2 separate regions of the Homo sapiens genome follow, and region 2 is linked to region 1. Evidence: chromatin contacts called from ENCODE Hi-C or POLR2A ChIA-PET data. All regions are on one chromosome and are shown on one strand. Each heading gives the region's core, a stretch centred on a gene start or an enhancer-like site at or near the end of the contact. The rest is flanking DNA. Distances are from core to core; before and after follow the strand shown. Region 1 has its middle 32 kb from the start of ZNF774. Region 2 holds the start of RCCD1 (RCC1 domain containing 1).

Region 1 (7,004 bases), core at 2,534-5,033:
GCTTGAGCCCAGGAGGTCAAGGCTGCACTGGGCTGTGATCATGCCACTGCACTCCAGCCTGGGAAACAAAGCAGGACCCTTTCTTAAAAAAAAAAAAAAAGGATTTGCATTAGTCAGATAAAAATTATTATTTTTTTCATAACTTTTTATTTTAGAAATGAGTGGAAAAAGTGCTCGCCCTTCAGGAACTCCCCAGTAGCTCACTGCCTCCAGTAGTTTTAGGGTCTTGAGAAGGGGCTAAAGTGAGGTGGAGAAAACCACAAATAGACTATAGTGCATGGACCCTACGTTGTTTTATCGGAAATTTGGAAATGTACATGAATATATTTCTTTCTTGTTTTTTTGAGACAGAGTCTCACCCTGTTGCCCAGGCTAGAGTGCAATGGCACGATCTCGGCTCACTGCACCCTCTGCCCCCCGGGTTCAAACGATTCTCCTGCCTCAGCCTCCCGAGTAGCTGGGATTACAGGCGCCCACCACCACACCCAACTAATTTTTGTATTTTTAGTAGGGAAGGGGTTTCACCATGTTGGCCAGGCTGGTCTCGAACTCCTGACCTCGTGATCTGCCTGCCTTGCCCTCTCGAAGTGCTGGGATTACAAAAGTGAGCCACTGCGCCCCGCCCATTCCTTTACTTTCTTAATAAACTTGGTTTCACTTTATGGACTCACCCTGAATTCTTTCTTGAGCGAGATCCAAGAACCCTCTCTTGGGGTCTGGACTGGGACCCCTTTCCGGTAACACTCAACTTGAGGGTTGGTAAGAATTTACTGACAACAGTACAGGTTTTATTACCATAGAAAGAAGGAACGTTGCAGAAAAGTGCAGTGGGGCACGTCAGCAAGAGCACTGAGCCACTGCGGTGGTCTTTTCCTTAGGGATATTTATGGACCTAAAGCAGGAGATGAAGGGTAACTTGCACGATAAATGATTACATTTTTAGACATTTTGTTGCCTTGATGTTAGCAAGGGTTGAACAATGAGTTTCGGCATGCATGCATTCTGGGGATGTACAGAAATCCTAGTTACTCACACATTTTAAGTTGAAAAGAGGCCTGGAACCAAGTGTCTTTAGATAATAGGAAAGTCTAATTACTTCTAAATTCCTCAGATAAGGAGTTTTTGTCTCTGGAGCCTGCTGGATGGTCACCAGGGGATTTTGCTTGCTTTATTTATTTACTGACAGTGTCTTGCTCTGTTGCCAAGGCTGGAGTGCAGTGGCATGATCATAGCTCACTGCAGCCTCTACCTCCTGGGCTCAAGCAATCCTGCCGCCCCAGCCTCCCAAGTGGCTGAGACTACAGGTGCAGAACACCAAGCCTAGCTACTTTTTAAATGTTTTTGTAGAGACAGGGTCCCCGTATGTTGCTCAGGTCGGTGTCGAACTCCTGGGCTCAAGTTATCCACTCACTTCAGCCTCCCAAAATCCTCTACTTGCTTCTTTTTTTTTTTTTTTTTGAGATGGAGTCTCACTTTGTCGCCCAGGCTGGAGTGCAGTGGCACAATCTTGGTTCACTGCAACCTCTGCCTCCCGGGTTCAGGCGATTCTCCTGCCTCAGCCTCCCAAGGAGTTGGGACTACAGGTGCGTGCCACCATGCCCGGCTAATTTTTGTATTTTTACTAGAAATGGGGTTTTGCCATGTTAACAGGCCAGGCTGGTCTTGAACTCCTGATCTCAGGTGATCCACCCGCCTCAGCCTCCCAAAGTGCTGGGATTACAGGCGTGAGCCACTAAGCCCAGCAGTCCTTTACTTTCTTATTAAATGTGCTTTCTCTTCATTCTGTTGGCTTGCTCTTGAATTCCTTCTTGTGCAAAGCCAAGAACCCACGTGGCCTCCCAGGTTGACTGAATCCCAAAATTGGGGGTTCAGCCTGTGACAAAAATATTCATAAAACTATAAATTAAGCAATATATTTATTGAGAAAACACTTATAACAATATAGCAGACAATAGATTGGTATCTTCAATAAATAAAGGGGTCATACAAATGGATTTTAAAATTAAGATCCCAATAAATAAATGAGTAAAAGGGCCAGACATGATGGCTCATGCCTGTAATCCCAGTACTTTGGGAAGCCAAGACAGGAGGACCCCTTGAGCCCAGAAGTTGGAGGCTGCAGTGAGCTATGATTTTGCCACTATGTTCCAGCCTGGGAGCAGAGCAAGACTCCGTCTCTAAGTAAATAAATAAGTAAAAACTGCTAACAATTTATAAAAAACAGAAATACAAATTTTAAAATGTTAATTTATACTAGTAATTAATTGATTTTTTTTTTAAGATGATAATTTTGTTCTTGTTGCCCAGCGTGGAGTGCAATCGCGGGATCTCAGCTCACTGCAGCCTCCACCTCCCAGGTTCAAGTGATTCTCCTGCCTCAGCCTCCCGAGTAGCTGGGATTATAGGCACATGCCATCACGCCCGGCTAATTTTTTTTAATTTTTAGTAGAGACGGGGTTTCACCATGTTGGCCAGGCTGGTCTCGAACTCCAGACCTCAGGTGATCCTCCTACCTTGGCCTCCCCAAGGTGCTGGAATTACAGGCGTGACCCACCACGTCCAGCCTAATTGCAAATTAAAACATCTTTTTTACCAGTGCACTGATAAGAGAGATTTATAAAATTGTTTTCATTACTTTTGATTAGGGTGCAATTAGGTGTGCATTCCTTATGGTACTTGGTGTTGATAGTACACAATGATGCAAGCTTTCTAGGAAGTTTTTTGCAGCATGAATAAAAAGACTTGCAAATGTTTTTGACTCAGTAATTTCAATACTAGGTCTCTTATAAGGAAATAATCAGAAATATATATAAAAATATATAAGAATAGTCAATACAGCAAAAAACAAAATGATCAGTGTCTAAAAATAAGAAAATTATTACAAAATTACAATAGAACCCTATCATGAAAAAAGATCATTCAACCACTGCAAATAATGCTTATGAAGAATTTACAACGACATGGGAAAATACTCAACATACATTGCAGTACATGAAAAATCAGGACATGGACCTATATGTTTTATGTTTGCAACCATATAAAAATATGTGTACAATATATTCATATGTAGCAGATACTCTGCTGAAGATGTAACTTGTGAGTTTTATTTTCACTGCTTTTCCAAAGAATGCCAGAAAGTCTGCCCCCGGGTAGCTGACTCCCCACGGAGCTCCCCTTCCTCTAGGGAAAGTAAAAGGAATTTAGCTGTTTTAAGGGCTGGTCCTCCAACTGGAGACAATCAGGCTCTATTGTCAGAGAAGGTAGGGAACCCTTGACCTACCTTTATGTATGAAAGGCACACCAAGGATGCCTAAAAACCAATTGGAAGTCGCTCTTCGGGGAAGTTTGTAGCTCTATGGTCCGGGAAGGAATTAGAACAAGCCCATTTGGGAATGATAGTAGAGGAGTTAAAATTTTAAAAAGTAAAAATAGAACAAGCCCAGTCTGGTTTAAGGGTTGAAAACACCTGGGCAAGAAAGAAAAAGTTGTTATTGTCTGGAATGGGTGTTCCTCTGAGCCAGTCCTGACATAGTGCTGGGGCTGGCGGCGGGCTTGCGGGGCGAGGCTTTGCGGGGGCCTGAAAGGGCTGGGTACTATGAAGCCCTGGGAACTGGTAAGGACTCTGGATTAGCTAGTGCGGGGACAGAGGAAATTCTTCCTCTCTGGCCAGCAGTTACCGCCTTGGTGGGAACGCGCAGGAGCAGCGAAGAGTGACACCTTGTGGTGGTTAAGAGCAAGGGCAGAAACAGCCACAGACCACCGCTAGGGACTCCTGGGCTCCGCTCCAAAGGGTATGAATGTCCACAGGACTCCTTTGTGCATGACATATGCCTCAGGTTCCTGGGCAATCCCAGAGAAGGAGTAGCTCTAAGAAGGAGGTAATTGGCTAAGTCAGTAGTTAAAGGATAGAGCTAGTTTTTAGAAAAAGTTTTAAATGCATCTTGATTGTTATGGTACAGCTGGCCACTGCTGGGGCTCAGAAAACAATAGCCTAAAATGAGAACCTCAGCAGCAGCTTCGTAAGCAAACGTTTTCCTCTGACTTTCTCTTCCATGCCTTTCTCTCAGTACCATTCTCCCCTGCGGTTACCCATAGAAATCAGAGTCCCTTTTCCCTATAGTCAGCCATAAAACTTAAAAATGCTACTCTAGGCCGGGTGTAGTGGCTCACACCTGTAATCCCAACACTTTCGGGAAGCCGAGGTGGGCAGATGACATGAGGTCAGGAGTTCGAGACCAGCCTGGCCAACGTGGTAAAACCCCATCTCTACTAAAAATACAAAAATTAGCTGAGTGTGGTGGCGTGTGCCTGTAGTCCCAGCTACTTGGGAAGCTGAGGAAGGAGAATCGCTTGAACCCAGGAGACAGAGGTTGCAGTCAGCCGAGATCGCGCCACCGCACTCCAGCCTGGGTGACGGAGTGAGACTCCATCTCAAAAAAACAAAACAAAAAAATGACTCTAATTTCCCCTCCACCTTTCTGTGTCAAACTGCCCATAAAGAAACTAACTGGGCCGGCTACAGTGGCTCAGGCCTATAATACCAGCACTTTGGGAGGCTGAGGCGGGCAGATGACACAAGGTCAGGAGTTTGAGACCAGCCTGGCCAACGTGGTAAAACCCCATCTCTACTAAAAATACAAAAATTAGCCAGCCATGGTGGCGTGTGCCTATAGTCCCAGCTACTCGGGAGGCTGAGGTGGGAGAATGGCTTGAATCTAGGAGGTGGAGGTTGCAATGAGCCGAGACCATGCCACTGCACACTAGCCTGGGTGACAGAGCGAGACTCTGTCTCAAATAAAAACAAAACAAAAAAATTATCTAGGTGGGTGCAGTGGCTCATGCTTGTAATCCCAGCACTTTGGGAGGCAGAGGCAAAGGTTTAATTGAGCTCAGGAGTTCAAGACCAGCCTGGGCAATATAGGGAGACCCCCTGTCTTTACAAAAATAGAAATTAAAAAATTTGCCTGGTGTGGCGGTGCACCCCTGTGGTTCCAGCTACTTGGGAGGCTGAGGTGGGAGGATTACTTTAGCCCAGAAGGCTGAGGCTGCAGTATGCCGTGATCACGACACTGTACTCCAGCCTGGTGACAGAGCAAGACCCAGTCTCAAGAAAAAAAAATTATCTGACTTAACTTGTTTGACTGTAGATCATAAGACCTCCATTCCCGGCAGGTCCCTGCCCCTCACCCAGAAGGAAGGAATGCTGCAGAGAAAGTCCAAGAATCTGGAGAGACAGGCTGGGCTGGGTTTCCCCACTCAGTCTATTAGCAGTAGACCATATTCTTTCTGTCCATATATATATATATTTTATTTTATTTTATTTATTTTTTTATTTTTATTTTTTTTTGAGATGGAGTCTTGCTCTGATGCCCATGCTGGAGTGCAGTGGCACAATCTCAGCTCACTGCAACCTCTGCCTTCCAGGTTCAAGCGATTCTCCTGCCTCAGTCTCCCTAATAGCTGGGATTACAGGCACATGCCACCACACCCAGCTAATTTTTGTATTTTTAGTAGAGATGGAGTTTCGCCATGGATAGAGGTATTTTAACTGGGGTGAGATATATCTCATTGTAGTTTTGCTATGCATTTCCATTATGAGTAATGAGATGGAGGATATTTTCATAACTGTTGGCCATTTGTACGTCTTTTTTTTTTTTTTTTTTTGTCTGAGATGGGGTCTTGCTCTGTCACCCAGGCTGGAGTGCAATGGCATGATCTCAGCTCACTGCAACCTTCGCCTCCCGGGTTCAAGTGATTCTCCTGCCTCAGCATCCCAAGTAGCTGGGATTACGGGTGCCCACTACCATGCCCAGCTAATTTTTTTGTGTTTTTAGTAGAGACAGGGTTTCACCATGTTGGCCAGGCTGGTCTTGAACTCCTGACCTCAGGTGATCCGCCCCCCTCAGCCTCCCAAAGCATTGGGATTACAAGCGTGAGCCACCGCGCCTGGCCCAATCATATTTTTACATGGCTCTCCATACTTTGTTAAACCTAAGCATAAAAATGGACAATTCCACCTGTATCTTTGAATCTTCATTAATTGTATACTTGTTAAATAAATCTGTGTGCTTTTTCTCTTATTAACCTGTCTTTTCCAAGTTGATTTTTCAGGGAAACTTCAGAAGGCCAAGAAGAACTTATCCTCTTGGCCTCTACACCATACGCATATACATTAAAAAAAAAAGGGGCCAGGTGTGGTGGCACATGCCTGTAATCCCAGCACTTTGGGAGGCCGAGGCGGGTGGATCACCTGAGGTCAGGATTTCGAGACCAGCCTGGCCAACATGGCAAAACCCCATCTCTATTAAATTAAAAATACAAAAATTAGCCCTGCTACTCGGGAGGCTGAGGCAGGAGAATTGCTTGAACCCAGGAGGTGGAGGTTACAGTGAGCCGAGATCGTGCCGCTGGACTCCAGCCTGGGCAACAGAGTGAGACTATGTCTCCAGTAAATTAATTAATTAATTAATTAAAGTATGTAGAAATCAACCTCATTTTTTTTAAATGGCTGAATAGAATTCCAAGGTATAGATGTTCCATATGTTTTAAAGCTAGGCCTCTGTCCACAAACATTTAAATAATTTGGTTGTTTTTCTGTTTTTGGTTATAAATATTGCTGTAATAAACATTCTTGTACATATATTGGCATATTTTTGTGATTACATCTACAAGATATATTCCAATTTATACTAAAACCAACAGTGTGAAAGTGAATTATTTTCTTACCAACACCATTGTGAATTATTACACTTAAAAAAATTTGCCCATACCCAATACTATAGGATAAATATTATGTGTGCGTACATATATACATACATATATATATATATATATGCTTTCATTTGCATTTTAAAAATTATTAATGGGCTGGGCGTGGTGGCTCACGCCTGTAATCCTAACACTTTGGGAGGCCGAGGCGGGTGGATCACTTGAGGTCAGGGGTTTGAGATCAGCCTGTCCAACATGGTTAAACCCTGTCTGTACTAAAAAAAAAAAACAAAAAA
Region 2 (7,004 bases), core at 4,142-6,641, 630 kb before region 1:
ATTCATGCAGTCACTTATTGCCACAACAGCTCTGAGGTACACGACTGCCTAGCTCCAAAGCTGGTGCTCCCAACCCCTACATTCTGCAGGCAGGGCTGGCACTGCTGCACAAGTGTGTTGTGCCAAGACCGGCATCAGCCTTGCCAATGCTCCCTCCCATAAGGGGCTCACATGCTCCATCTGAGCAGTGTAGCTCTGAGGCCAGCATACAGCCAGGAGTTAGGAATGACAGCCACATCCTGGGGAGACGGCTGTGGGAGCCGAGATGACCCTCACCTTCCCTTGCGACAGTCTCTCCATCCTCTGCCAGGTTCCTGGTGGGCAGGGCCAGCTGCCCTGATTCATTCCAGCCCCAGATATAAATATCCCCAGTCTCTGAAAGAGATCAAGGGGACACATGAAACAGACTGTGAAGCCCCTGCATCCATCCAAACTCTCCTCCCCATCGCATCCGCTCCTGGGGACAACTAAAGCCTGCCCTGCCCAAGGTAGCACTCCAGGCCAAGGCGCTTCCCCTCGGGCCCCAGGGGCTTGTCTTAGGTTCACATCCCCTCAATGCCTTCAGATCACCCTTTAAGTCCCTTACTGGACCTTCTACTTCCATTCTTATGCTGCCAAATAGCCCCTCATTTCAGAAATGTATCCCTAGAAGTACCGCAGTGGTCTCCCTTTCAAAACCACTGGGCCAGGGCCAGGTGCATTGGTTCATGCCTGTAACCCAGCACTTTGGGAGGCTGAGATGGGTAGATCACTTGAGCTCAAAAGTTCGAGACTAGCCTCAGCAATATGGCAAAATCCCTGTCTCTAAATAAGTAAATAAAACAACCACTGGGCCGGCCTGTGCCCCTTTTTCAACTGCACCCACAGCCGGTCCTGATGAAAGCCACGTGCAGCTCTCCCCTTCCTGGCCTCCCACAACACTGGAGCTTTTTGGTTGGAACAGCTGCCTAATTCTAAAAATTTCTAACAATAGCTGCTTTATGAAGTGCTTAATCCATGCTGATGTTTCACATGCTTTTCAAATATAATCACTTAATTCTCACAATAGCCCTACAGGTGGTTTTATGACAATATCACCATTTACGCAGGATCCCTATTTTATTCACAACTGAGGCACAGAGGGGGTTAAGTACCAGGCCCGAGGTCCCAGGGCCCGAGCAATGATCTGAAACTAGGAAGTCTGGTGGGATGTGTCCGTGCTTCAGCCTCTACACTAAACTTAAGGCCTCAAACTCCTTCTGGACCTTGAGTGCAGGGCGTCCCACTGGGCTGTTTCCAGCCCTCTGGTCTCTCCAGCCCAAGGTTGGGGTTTTTTTTTTTTGTTTTTTTTTTTTTTTTAGACAGACAGAGTCTCACTCTGTCACTCAGACTGGAGTGCAGTGGTGTGATCTTGGCTCACTGCAACCTCCACTCACGCGTGGCTCAAGTGATCCTCCAGCCTCAGCCTCCCGAGTAGCTGGGACCACAGGCACGAGCCGCCACGCCCAGCTCATTTTTATATTTTTTGTACAAAGACGAGGTTTTGCCACGTTGGCGAGGCTCAGCCCAGGGTTTCCTGAGCTTGGCAACCAGCCCAGGCCCATTCCATGAGAATATGGTGTGGAGGAAGGCACTGGTAGCTTTTCTTTTTTTTTTTTTTTTTTTTTTGAGACTGAGTCTCGCTCTGTCGCCCAGGCTGGAGTGCAGTGGCACGATCTCGGCTCACTGCAACCTCTGCTTCTCAGGTTCAAACGATTCTCCTGCCTCAGCCTCCCGAGTAGCCAGGACTACAGGCGCACACCACTGCACCCAGCTAATTTTTGTATTTTTTTTTAGAGACGGGGTTTCACCATGTTGGTCAGGCTGATCTCGAACTCCTGACCTCGTGATCCACTCACCTCGGCCTCCCAAAGTGCTGGGATTACAGGCATGAGCCACTACGCCCGGCCCCCTGGCATTGGTAATTTTTTAAGCTTCCAGGTGATCTACGTAGCAGCCAGAATGAGAGCCCCAGACACAGACAAAGATCATCTGTTCCCAGCCTCACCCTCTCTGCATGGGCTCTAACAGCCTAGGAAGGAGCTACACCTGGATCACCAAGTGAAACTCCTCACTCTGGCCAGCTGTGGCACCACCACAGGGACACACTCATCACCATCCTGGTGCCTGGTGGGCACCCCAGTGTCCACCCTGTGCCACACATCATGGCCCCCTAGGCAACTGCAGCGTTTCTGCGTTTTCCTTGGCTCAGCTGCCCCCTCACACTCCATACTCCCTCGGCAGCACTGTTAAGAGACAGTCCTGGCTGGGAGCAGGTGGGGAGAGGAGGGGAGGGGCAGTGAGACCAGTAACAGAGAAGCTAGGAACAAATGCCAGAGTCCAGGCGTGAGTGGGCCATGGTGCAGGCAGAGGAGGCCGAGGGTGAGAGGCATTTAGGAGTCATAACTGACTGGGCGATGGATGGATGAATTTGGAAGGAGGCCTGGGTAGGCCCCCACCCAAACTGGAAAACGAGGAGGAAGGTTTGCACAAGATCATGAGCTCGTCTGGAGAAGCACTAAGTCACTCACCACTCACACACACAGAATGCCAGCCCCCCGCGGCCACCTCAGCCATGACTAGGCCCTGCAACGCCTCCAACAGCCGTGGCTCCAGCTCTGCCTCCAGGGTCCCATGGCCCAGCTGTCCATGCCTGAGCAAGGGAGACCGTCGTCAGCTACAGTCGCATTAAGGGGTCCCGCTCCGCTTGCTTCTCCAATCAGCAGCCCTCACCTGCCCCCGCCTCCGCTCACCTGCCCCCGCCCCAGGAGAACACCTGGCCAGCAGCGTCCAGCAGCAACGCGTGCTCGGCGCCCAGCTCCAGCTGGCGTGCCCGCAGCTCCGGAGCCAGAGGCCGGTAGAAGGGCGCCCGCGGGCTCACGTAGGCACGGGCGCAGGGCAGCAGGGGTAGCCTCCCAGCCTGGGCCTCACCGGCCGGATCGTCTTCCCCTTCGGCCTCGGGCACCACATTCTGGGCCCACAATGGCTCCCCACGCAGCGCCGATTCGGCCGCCCAGACCTGCAGTAACGCCTCCGGCCCCGGCCCGGCGCGCAGCACCGCGAGGAGCCCCTCCGAGGCCCACGCGTCCTTGCAGCGGCCCGCCGCGCCGCTGGCTGAGCCCGACAGCTCCAAGCGGCCTCCACCTGCGGGGCGGATTGGAGCAGGGTGGCCAGAATGGAGGCGGCGGGGATGGGGGGAGCGGGGTGTTCCTGGGAAGGGGTCGAATTGGGGACCAACCCAGAATGTGGGGCTGGCGGCCTGAACGGGGGAGACAAACTGGACTGGCCACAGCGGTGCGGGGAGGCGACTGGGGAGCGCGGCTGGAATAAGTGGGGACGGGGCGGGGAGTGCTCACGGGTCACGAAAGCGGTGTAGCTCCAGCTCGCGCTCACGCGGCAGATGTCGACGCCCGCCCGCAGCGGACTGGGGCTGTGCACCTGGCGCCCGCGTCCGGAGCCCAGCTCCTGCCCGAAGCCGCAGAAACCGAAGCCGAACCAGGCCCCCGGCCGCTCCTCCGCCATGCCCGAGCAGCGCCCTCTGCCGGCCGCCGCCTGGCTGCGGCGGGCCCGGGGGGATTCTTGCGAAGAGCCCGCTAGTGGGACACTGGCAAGTCTCTGGCCTTCCAGGGGCTGGAGCTGCCTTATCTGTAAAATGGAGAAACTATCATTCTCCCGACCACAAAGGCAGAGTCCGTGCCACGAAGGTTCGCTGAGCAGGCGCCCTGACTAATGCCCTACCGGATTTACAAAGATGCTCAAATATTTAGAGGCACTTTCCCTGTCCTCCCTTTTGGCTCAAGCTCAGCGTGCCACAAAGTGGGTACGAAGTGGCCTGTCCTTTAGGCATTGGACTAGGATCCGAGCGCCCCCGACACCCCCACCCCGTCCCGCAGCTTCCCAGCATCTGGCACTTTATCCCATGTAATCTTGGGAACCAAAATGGTCGTTTTACAGAGGAGATTCTGAGACAAAGTAACCCTTACACACTCATACAGCCAGACAGAGAGGGGCAGAGCGCTGAAATCAGGTCCCACCAACTCCACACACAGTGCTCTGCCCCTCTCCCCACAGCGGAACGCAGAAGAGCGTTTGGGAGGCAGTGCCTCTGCAACTCAGCGGGGCCTTGGGACCGCAGCCAATCCACCTGAGTCCAACTGCGTTTCTTCAGTTTACAAAGGGAGGTGGGGGCGGTGCTGTTTGAACCTTCCTCACAGAATTGTAATAAATGCAAATAAAGGGTTTGGTGCGAGTACATGCCATGATAAACACACAGTATTAGCTTACTGAATCCAGTATTTAGTGTTGACAAAAAAATTATCCCTGGACATCTTACTGGTTTTGAGAAACTTATACAGACAGAATTTCAACTGTACCTTATCTAGCCATTTATTCGTCCAGCGAGCATTTACTGAGCGCTCCTCCTCTGCCAGTGAGGACAGCTGTCTGCTCCCAAGGAGCTAACCGTTAAATGGGGAGACAAACAGTCTGGTGGTTACAACAGCAACGCCAACTTCAAGCAGATTCGGCTGGAGCGGGTTTGTTTTTTTTTTTTTTTAATATAATAGAGACAGGGGTCTCGCTATGCTGCCCAGGCTGGTCTCAAATTCCTGGGCTCGAGTGATCCGCCCGCCTCGGCCTCCCAAAGCGTTGGGATTACAGGCGTGAGCCGCTGCACCCGGGCTGAAGCAGAATTGCATGGGCATTTTCAGGCCTCTTAAGTCAGATCCTGGGTCTCTCCTGAGACCCCAGTTCCTGGGCTCCTAACCCCTTCCGTGTCCTCTCCCAACCCAAGGGGGCCTCTGACCTTGATCTTGACCCTATGCCCTCTACCCTCTCGGGCAGGTCCTTCTGGTGGGCAGCCTTGGAGGAAACGCCGAGGCGCAGAGCGGCCGCCTCCGGAAAGGCCTCCCGCCCAGCGGGCGCCGACAGCCACGGGGAGAAAAGGTTTGAAGGGCGCGCGGCGCGAGGCGGCCAATCACCAGCAAGGGCGGTGACGTCGCCGCCCGGGGCGCGGCGGCCGCAGCCCTGTTCAACTCCCCTTGAGGGCCTCTCCGGTCCCGAGGCCTACGCCGGGGCCCTGCGGCCCGGTCTGTGAAATGGGCTGAAACCTCCGAGGGGCGTTGGACCAAGGCCCTGGAGGAAACCGGGGGCGTTGGACCAAGGCAGAGGTTGGGCCAGGTGGTCCCGCCCCTGCAGGAACCCGTGGGGCTGGAGCTCGGATTAGAACCACAGAGAGGACATTCATTAAGACTTGAGCTAAAGGTTTGGCGAGGAGTGACGCCCAAGACGGGCGGACCCCGCCACCCACCTCAGTCCCGGGACCGCGGCAGCTCAAAACCCGACACGCGCCGGACTCATGCCCCAACAGGAAGCAGCTTTTACCTTCCACGGATTGGCTCAGGACCCGTCACGTGCCTCTGTCGAGCCAACGAGCCTCACGCTGGGCTTAGCCCTCCTCGAACGTGCTGGGGTGGTGGGCGGGGCCCAAGCCGCCCTTCAACCAGGCTCAGCTGGCCACCAACCCCAACCCCCGCCCCAGCGCCCTCAGCGGAGGCCACAGAGGACTCCCAATATAAAGACAAACGTACTGAAGGCCCAGCATATGGGAGTCTCTACCCTAAACGACTTATTTCTTGGGATAGTTTAATATTTTTTGAGATAGGGTCTCGCTGTGTCGCCCAGGCGACACTTTGGGAGGCTGCGCTCTGGGCTCACTGCAACCTTCGCCTACCGAGTAGCTGGGATTACAGGTGCATGCCGCCACACTCTGCTCTTTTTTTTTTTTTTTTTTTTTTTTTGGTATTTTTATAGAGAAAGAGTTTTGCTTGTTGCCCAGGCTGGTCTCGAACCCCTGACTTCAAGTGATCCACCTGCCTCAGCCTCCCAAAGCGCTGGGATTACAAGCTTGAGGCACCGCACCTGGTGAGTTTCTTATTGATTAGCTTCCTAGGCTTACCCTTTGTCCCTCCAGTAGGATTAAGAAGCAACTCAGTGGGCCCTGGTTGGGGAATCCATTGGATTCCTTCCATGGAGGTGGGTCTGCCACTGTGAAGCTCCGTTGCACACTCACCCACGCCCAGCTCACACCCATACTCACCCACACTCACCCACTCAGAGACTCCCACTCACAGCAGCCCTCCCTGCCCAAGGACAGGGCACACAGTGGAGTTCTACACACTTTTATTGGAGGGGCAGGCCTGATAGCAGGCTCACAGCTGGTGAGGCTGCTGATGTGTGCGCCCTTCCAGATGCCCCAGGATCCACAGGCTGTGTTGGGATGCACCTTCCCCATTCCCAGCTGACTACAGTAGTACAGAAAAAGGGCCCCTCTGAGTGAGGCTGCAGGCAGTGCTGGCCAAGCAGGGCTGTGTGACTGAACGTGGCCGCTGACTCAGAACAGAGGACATCCTAGGGCAGCAAGCGAGGATGGGCAAGAGTATTGGGCATGCCAGCCACCACCAGCCAAAGCTGCTTCCGTCCTTACTCTCCGTGCCACAATAGGTAGCGTGTGCATGAGCCTTGGGCCCAGGGACAACCCCCTCACTCTCCATCTTGGTTGGGTTGGATAAGCCCATATTCCACTGCTTTGTCCAGGCAGGCTGCAGCAGCCCTTGTGACAGGGCTGTGGTCACCCTTAGCTAGCACTGACAAGATCTCCATCATCTCACTCTCCATCAGGGTGCTGGCAATCTCCCTCGAGGCCTCCACCATGTTCAGCACCACCACAGCACCCCGGTGCTGCAGCTCCTGGTTGGAGCTCAGAAGCAGGGCCTGCAGGATCTCCAGCCAGTGTGTGGTCTGTGAGAAAAACAGGGTAGATATGACCCCTGGGCAACAGGCTCAACCTTGGCAAGGGACACACCCACACACCCTAGGACTGCCCCCTTCAGCTGCTGCTGGGAGTTCCTGGTCCGTCCCTCCTCCCCCACTGAGAAGAGGCACTGACCACTTGGGGAATGCGGCTGCAGAGCGTGGGCCGCATGGAG

What was found. Hi-C counts contacts between places; a loop is a spot of excess contacts on that map. ChIA-PET counts read pairs that join two places held with the same protein, here RNA polymerase II (POLR2A). Pooled maps may share reads with other maps.
Region 2: a pooled map shows a loop between it and region 1 (3-fold over the local background). The contact joins the promoter of RCCD1 here to the enhancer-like site in region 1. A Hi-C loop is called at or near these places in 2 of 50 pooled maps. POLR2A ChIA-PET finds 5 or more read pairs at or near these places in 3 of 52 experiments (A673, HepG2 and WTC11).

What each region holds. Positions count from the first base shown.
Region 1 is chr15:90,316,915-90,323,918 of GRCh38, reverse strand. No RefSeq gene overlaps it. Among named protein-coding and RNA genes, the nearest start is that of ZNF774, 32 kb to the left of the region's middle. RefSeq lists an enhancer at 3,756-3,865. Within about 2 kb of position 3,783, at least 6 of the 41 ENCODE cell types and tissues checked have a DNase peak (open chromatin) inside an H3K27ac peak, as active enhancers do.
Region 2 is chr15:90,953,271-90,960,274 of GRCh38, reverse strand. RCCD1 (RCC1 domain containing 1) reads right to left here and starts at 5,391. Exons shown (of 8, transcript NM_001017919.2): 1 at 5,327-5,391; 2 at 3,375-3,663; 3 at 2,772-3,162; 4 at 2,550-2,671; 5 at 277-375. The coding sequence starts at 3,540. UNC45A (unc-45 myosin chaperone A) reads right to left here. Exons shown (of 20, transcript NM_018671.5): 19 at 6,965-7,004; 20 at 6,182-6,816. The coding sequence ends at 6,559. RCCD1-AS1 (RCCD1 and UNC45A antisense RNA 1) reads left to right here and starts at 5,782. Exons shown (of 2, transcript NR_170325.1): 1 at 5,782-5,940. RefSeq lists silencers at 3,265-3,314, 3,435-3,664, 4,895-5,024 and enhancers at 5,245-5,354, 5,155-5,709, 6,534-7,004.